Regions from separate parts of the Homo sapiens genome. Here region 2 is linked to region 1. Evidence: chromatin contacts called from ENCODE Hi-C or POLR2A ChIA-PET data. All regions are on one chromosome and are shown on one strand. The core of a region is the stretch at or near the end of the contact, and the rest is flanking DNA. Distances in the headings are between cores, read along the strand shown. Region 1 holds the start of ARSJ (arylsulfatase family member J). Region 2 overlaps CAMK2D (calcium/calmodulin dependent protein kinase II delta).

The links. A loop is a pair of places that touch in the nucleus more often than their neighbours do. ChIA-PET counts read pairs that join two places held with the same protein, here RNA polymerase II (POLR2A). Pooled maps may share reads with other maps.
Region 2: a map of ascending aorta shows a loop between it and region 1 (2.2-fold over the local background). The contact joins the enhancer-like site here to the promoter of ARSJ in region 1. A Hi-C loop is called at or near these places in 2 of 168 maps with a recorded cell type or tissue (ascending aorta and chondrocyte) and 1 of 50 pooled maps. POLR2A ChIA-PET finds 5 or more read pairs at or near these places in 1 of 52 experiments (BJ).

What each region holds. Positions count from the first base shown.
Region 1 is chr4:113,978,277-113,981,123 of GRCh38, reverse strand. It overlaps ARSJ (arylsulfatase family member J), which reads left to right and starts at 1,477. Exons shown (of 2, transcript NM_024590.4): 1 at 1,477-2,687. The coding sequence starts at 2,290. LOC107986305 (a long non-coding RNA gene) reads right to left here and starts at 1,311. Exons shown (of 2, transcript XR_001741794.2): 1 at 1,138-1,311; 2 at 1-754. It overlaps LOC124900762 (a long non-coding RNA gene), which reads left to right. Exons shown (of 3, transcript XR_007058237.1): 3 at 160-229.
Region 2 is chr4:113,683,530-113,686,376 of GRCh38, reverse strand. The region is part of intron 2 of CAMK2D (calcium/calmodulin dependent protein kinase II delta); the gene reads left to right. Among named protein-coding and RNA genes, the nearest start is that of CAMK2D, 77 kb to the left of the region's middle. Within about 2 kb of position 1,461, at least 23 of the 41 ENCODE cell types and tissues checked have a DNase peak (open chromatin) inside an H3K27ac peak, as active enhancers do; they include ascending aorta, where a contact is called at or near this core.

The DNA.
Region 1 (2,847 bases), core at 228-2,727:
AGCACCTGGCTAGGCCCATTAAGCCTAGGGCCCTACCTCTCAATGCTTTTCAATCCCCTGACACTCAGTACTCTCATTACATATTTGGTGACTTAATTTACAGAATTGCTAAACTCACATTTCTGAACATGGCTTCTAAAACTGACTATCTCTCCCCAGCTTAGCCAGAAGGGCTGCAAGGAAGAACAGAGACCAGAAGGCCTACAGCAGCTAGCAAGGTTAACTTCATGGAGCACCATCGTGCCTTTCAAAGTTCCCATTTCACAAAGTTTTGCCTGGGAACTCAGCAGGAACTTTAGCAACAGGAGAGAATTAGAAATAAATGGCTAAATGAAACCTAGATTTATGTTTCAGTCAATTGAGAGAATCTGACATGTTATGTGCCAGCCCACAGTAGGTATTCAGTAAGTAACTGTTGAATAAATTTGGTGGTAGAAAAAAATATCTCAGTGGCTCTTGGCATTCATTGCCTCTTCTATAGAGACTATACTATACATCCCTCTGCTGCCTTTGAGCAGGACTTTAAAACTCTATGACTCTAGTAAAATCAAGAGTATTTTCACAACCAAGATAAGTTTTTACAATGGTTTTCCTCCACATGGTAAAAAAGAAAGAAGGAAAAAAAATGATGAAGCTCCCTGAATTACTGGATGGGAAACACTGGCTTCTTTAATGCAGGAATGCAGACTGGCTTCGGGGTTCTTGAAGGAGAAATGCATAACTCTTCCTCTCCAGGCTTTTGGCTGGAGACACCCTGTGGGTAAGTTAGGGGAGAGGTAAGAGGGAGCGGGCAATTCCAGTATTTTCACATAGGGAAAGGGTAACGAAGAATCAGGCTGTAAAAGCCAGCTATTGGGAGAGGAAATAAAACTTAAAAATTTGTCATCGTTACTGAAAAAAAAAAAAAAAAAGGTAGGGACAAAAGGAATAGGAAAATGATGGGGGTGGGGGGACTAGTAAAGGAAAACCTGCAAAGGAAGTTGGAAAGAGGAAAGAGTGTCATACGCATTTTGTTTTTATTCCTGCTCCTTCTCTCTCACTCCCTCCAGAAGCTAGAAAAAGTTTGCAAGCGCAACTTTAGGGATGGGAGACGGGGCTCTTCACCAACAGCCCCACGAAAAGAAGTGCCCGCTTTACCCTTCCCCATTCGCGCCGCCGTCCTTTCCCTCTAGCGGGGTGATGGGCAGGAGGCGACACTCTTGGGACGCGGTAGCCCAGGCGGATCCCCCGGAATCCCGCTGGGCTGGAGCAGCACGCAGCTCTCTCTCTGGCAAAGCCTCCTCTGCCTTGGCCATCCACCTCCCGGAAAAGAAAAAGGAAAGATCGAGCCTCTAAACAGTCCTTTTCCCCCACCCCCTCTTCCCGGGGGAGCTCAGGAAGAAAGTACCGTTCTGTGATTCACTGGAGAGAAAAGAGGGAGGAGGCAAAAGAACTCGGAGTGCCAAAGCTAAATAAGTTAGCTGAGAAAACGCACGCAGTTTGCAGCGCCTGCGCCGGGTGCGCCAACTACGCAAAGACCAAGCGGGCTCCGCGCGGACCGGCCGCGGGGCTAGGGACCCGGCTTTGGCCTTCAGGCTCCCTAGCAGCGGGGAAAAGGAATTGCTGCCCGGAGTTTCTGCGGAGGTGGAGGGAGATCAGGAAACGGCTTCTTCCTCACTTCGCCGCCTGGTGAGTGTCGGGGAGATTGGCAAACGCCTAGGAAAGGACTGGGGAAAATAGCCCTGGGAAAGTGGAGAAGGTGATCAGGAGGCCGGTCCACTACGGCAGTTTATCTGTCTGATCAGAGCCAGACGCGACGCGTCCACTTCGCAGTTCTTTCCAGGTGTGGGGACCGCAGGACAGACGGCCGATCCCGCCGCCCTCCGTACCAGCACTCCCAGGAGAGTCAGCCTCGCTCCCCAACGTCGAGGGCGCTCTGGCCACGAAAAGTTCCTGTCCACTGTGATTCTCAATTCCTTGCTTGGTTTTTTTCTCCAGAGAACTTTTGGGTGGAGATATTAACTTTTTTCTTTTTTTTTTCCTTGGTGGAAGCTGCTCTAGGGAGGGGGGAGGAGGAGGAGAAAGTGAAATGTGCTGGAGAAGAGCGAGCCCTCCTTGTTCTTCCGGAGTCCCATCCATTAAGCCATCACTTCTGGAAGATTAAAGTTGTCGGACATGGTGACAGCTGAGAGGAGAGGAGGATTTCTTGCCAGGTGGAGAGTCTTCACCGTCTGTTGGGTGCATGTGTGCGCCCGCAGCGGCGCGGGGCGCGTGGTTCTCCGCGTGGAGTCTCACCTGGGACCTGAGTGAATGGCTCCCAGGGGCTGTGCGGGGCATCCGCCTCCGCCTTCTCCACAGGCCTGTGTCTGTCCTGGAAAGATGCTAGCAATGGGGGCGCTGGCAGGATTCTGGATCCTCTGCCTCCTCACTTATGGTTACCTGTCCTGGGGCCAGGCCTTAGAAGAGGAGGAAGAAGGGGCCTTACTAGCTCAAGCTGGAGAGAAACTAGAGCCCAGCACAACTTCCACCTCCCAGCCCCATCTCATTTTCATCCTAGCGGATGATCAGGGATTTAGAGATGTGGGTTACCACGGATCTGAGATTAAAACACCTACTCTTGACAAGCTCGCTGCCGAAGGAGTTAAACTGGAGAACTACTATGTCCAGCCTATTTGCACACCATCCAGGAGTCAGTTTATTACTGGAAAGTAAGTGTTCCTACTTCTTATATTTATTCCTTGGAGAAATCTTAAGCATTTAATGAAGATCCAGCTCCAAATTTAAGGGAGTAACAGAAAGTATGGGGAACAACTGAATGAATGAAGAATGAATGAATGATGTATGGTATTGGGGTACCGTGTTAAAATG
Region 2 (2,847 bases), core at 212-2,711, 290 kb after region 1:
CCTGTACCTTTTCAGATATGTAAACAATATTTAGGTATTTTTACAGAGAATTGAGAAAAAGTACAGGCACTGACACTACTACAACCATAGTAGAAGACACTACTACAAAGATAGTAAAGGACAACTTTCTATGTAGATAAATATCAGTTATTTGGAGTTTATTATCTGAAAATATTTTGATAATTTCTTCCCATTTCTTTCAAGATAAAAATTAAGTTTTAATAGCAGATATCTTGCTTAGAATCAAGTACATTTTAGTGACTTGGCATTTATTCATTATTCGTTTATTTAGTTTATCACTTTTTTTTTTTTTTGAGACAGAATCTCTTTCTGTTGCCCAGGCTGGAGTGCAAGGCATGATCACGGCTCACTGCAATCTCCGCCTCCCAGGTTCAAGCAATTTTCATGCCTCAGCCTCCCGAGTAGCTGGGATTACAGGCATGCGCCACCACATCCAGATAATTTTGTATTTTTAGTAGAGACGGGGGTTTCACCATGTTGGTCAAGCTGGTCTTGAACTCCTGACCTCAAGTGATCCACCTACCTCAGCCTCCCAAAGTGCCAGGATTACAGGCATGAGCCACCGTGCCTGGCCCTTGCTTGTAGACTTTCATTCTCTGGTTCCATACTCCACAATATTATCAGCCCTATCTCTCAAAAATAGCATTGGTTATATTATAGCATCAATTAATTACATTGACATAAAATTAAAATGTCTCTACTTGTCACTTCTTGTAATATTACCTAATTTTGTTTTTCTCTAATTTTTCATAATTTATACACCTAATTTATTACCTTTCACGGGCTCATGTGTTTCCTATTTAAAGTCTGAAATGTGGCCAGGTGCAGTGGCTCATGCCTGTAATCCCAACACTTTGGGAGGCTGAGTTGGGAGGATCACTTGAAGCCAGGAGTTCAAGACCATCCTGGGCAACATGGTGAAACCCCATCTCTACCAAAAAATATGAAAATTACCAAGTGTTGTGGCGCACGCCTATAGTTCCAGCTACTTGGGAGGCTGAGGTGGGAGGATTGCTTGAGCCCTGGGAGGCAGAGGCTGCAGTGAGCAGAGATCGCGCCACTCCACTCCAGCCTGGGTGACAGAGTAAGACCTTGTCTAAAAAAAAAAAAAAAAAAGAAGTCTGAAATGTAAGTCATTTGTATCTGTTCAAATGATATAAGGTGGTATCAAGCATTCTTACACATGATGGTGGTCTTAGAAAATCATTTAGAGGATGCTAGGAGAAAAATTGAGCTGCCATCTGGAGAGGCTGCTGGATTGGCGACTCCCTCCTATCATTGGTTTACTCTCTCCAGGTGCCTTACTAAAGAGAATCAACAAAGAGAGAAGGACTTTGCTCAGTACCTTCTGCCTTAGAGGCCTGTCTGGTCATCTGCTGCCAGCTCTTTCCAGGGAGAGATGAGGAGCAGCAGGCCTGTGCTCTCAAGCCCTCAGGGAATGCACTGCCTCCAGTGGGACAGAGTGGAGCTGTTGCTTGTGTCATTGCTGCAGCACATTATTTGAAACTGACCTCAAGACTTGGATTTGCTCAGTTTATTTTTAGAAGTAATGACAGTATAGCACTTTGAGGCCTGAATGTTATTTCTAGACAAGAGTAATACTGTTTTTCTGAGAAGTAGAATTTCAGGATTTCAAATGGATTTTTTGGTAAATATTTCTGAAGCTTTTCCAGTAACTGAGACTTTCTGGGCAGAAAGGCAAGATGGGACATAGTGTGCATCCTCTGTTCTTGCTGACCTCAGTATCTCAGAGTGTGACTAGACGCTGTTACCGAGCAGCTGCATAGTCATCTTCTTCCCTTGTTCTGAGCAAGTCCTCTGTTACACAAAGAAGAAAAAAGCAATCATTCTTTTCAGTCATTTACCTTCCAACTTACTAAATTTGAAATTATAATTATACATACAGTACATACAAGGTTGTCTGTAGGGAGTATATTTGTTTTTATGTCTTATATTCTGGCATGTATATGAGTTTGCCTAAGAGATTTGGAGATACATACACATGCATACATACATGTGTCTGACTTTTTATGTAAATATATTTTGTATGACGTGTTAATTTATATGATACATGGCTATCCAATGTGGTTATCTCTACAAAGAAATGTACTCACAGATGCATTTAATTTTTACAGATACAATTTTCATTAGCTTTCTAACTGAAGTCCCTGCCTGTAGACTTTCATTCTCTGGTTCCATTGTGTACTCCACAGTGTCATCAACCCTGATTTTCAAAAACAGCATTCATAGCCAGCAGTTTTGTCTTGCTTCCTATATGCCAGGCACTGTTCTAACTTTTTATATATAAATCTCTCAACAATTCCATGAGGTAGGTGCTGTTAACATCCTCATTTTACAAAAGAAGAAACTGAGGTACAGAGAGGTCAAAAAGCTCACTCTAGGTCAGAAACAATCCTAAGTGGTAAAGTCAGTCTGAACCCAGGCAGTCTAACTCTAAAATCTATACTCTTAACTACTATATTGTGTTGCACACAGAATCTGGTTCCTCGTGCCTCTGATCAAAACCGATATTTCCTGCAGCAGAAAATCTTAACATATTAGCACAGGATTAATTTGTTAGCTTTTTATGTTTTTCCCTGCTCACATTTGAGGTTGTTATCCACAGACAAGTATATCAAACTATTGCTGTTCTCCAAACCTTCCAGATAGTTTTCTGACTCTGTGATGTTAATCATGCTATTCCTTTTATCTGAAATTTACTTCATCTTTTTCTACCCAGAAAACGCCTATTTATTCTTCAAAGCCCATATCAGCCTTCACAACTCTTTTATGCATTGTTGTAAAATTGTATTTTCTCTCATCTGT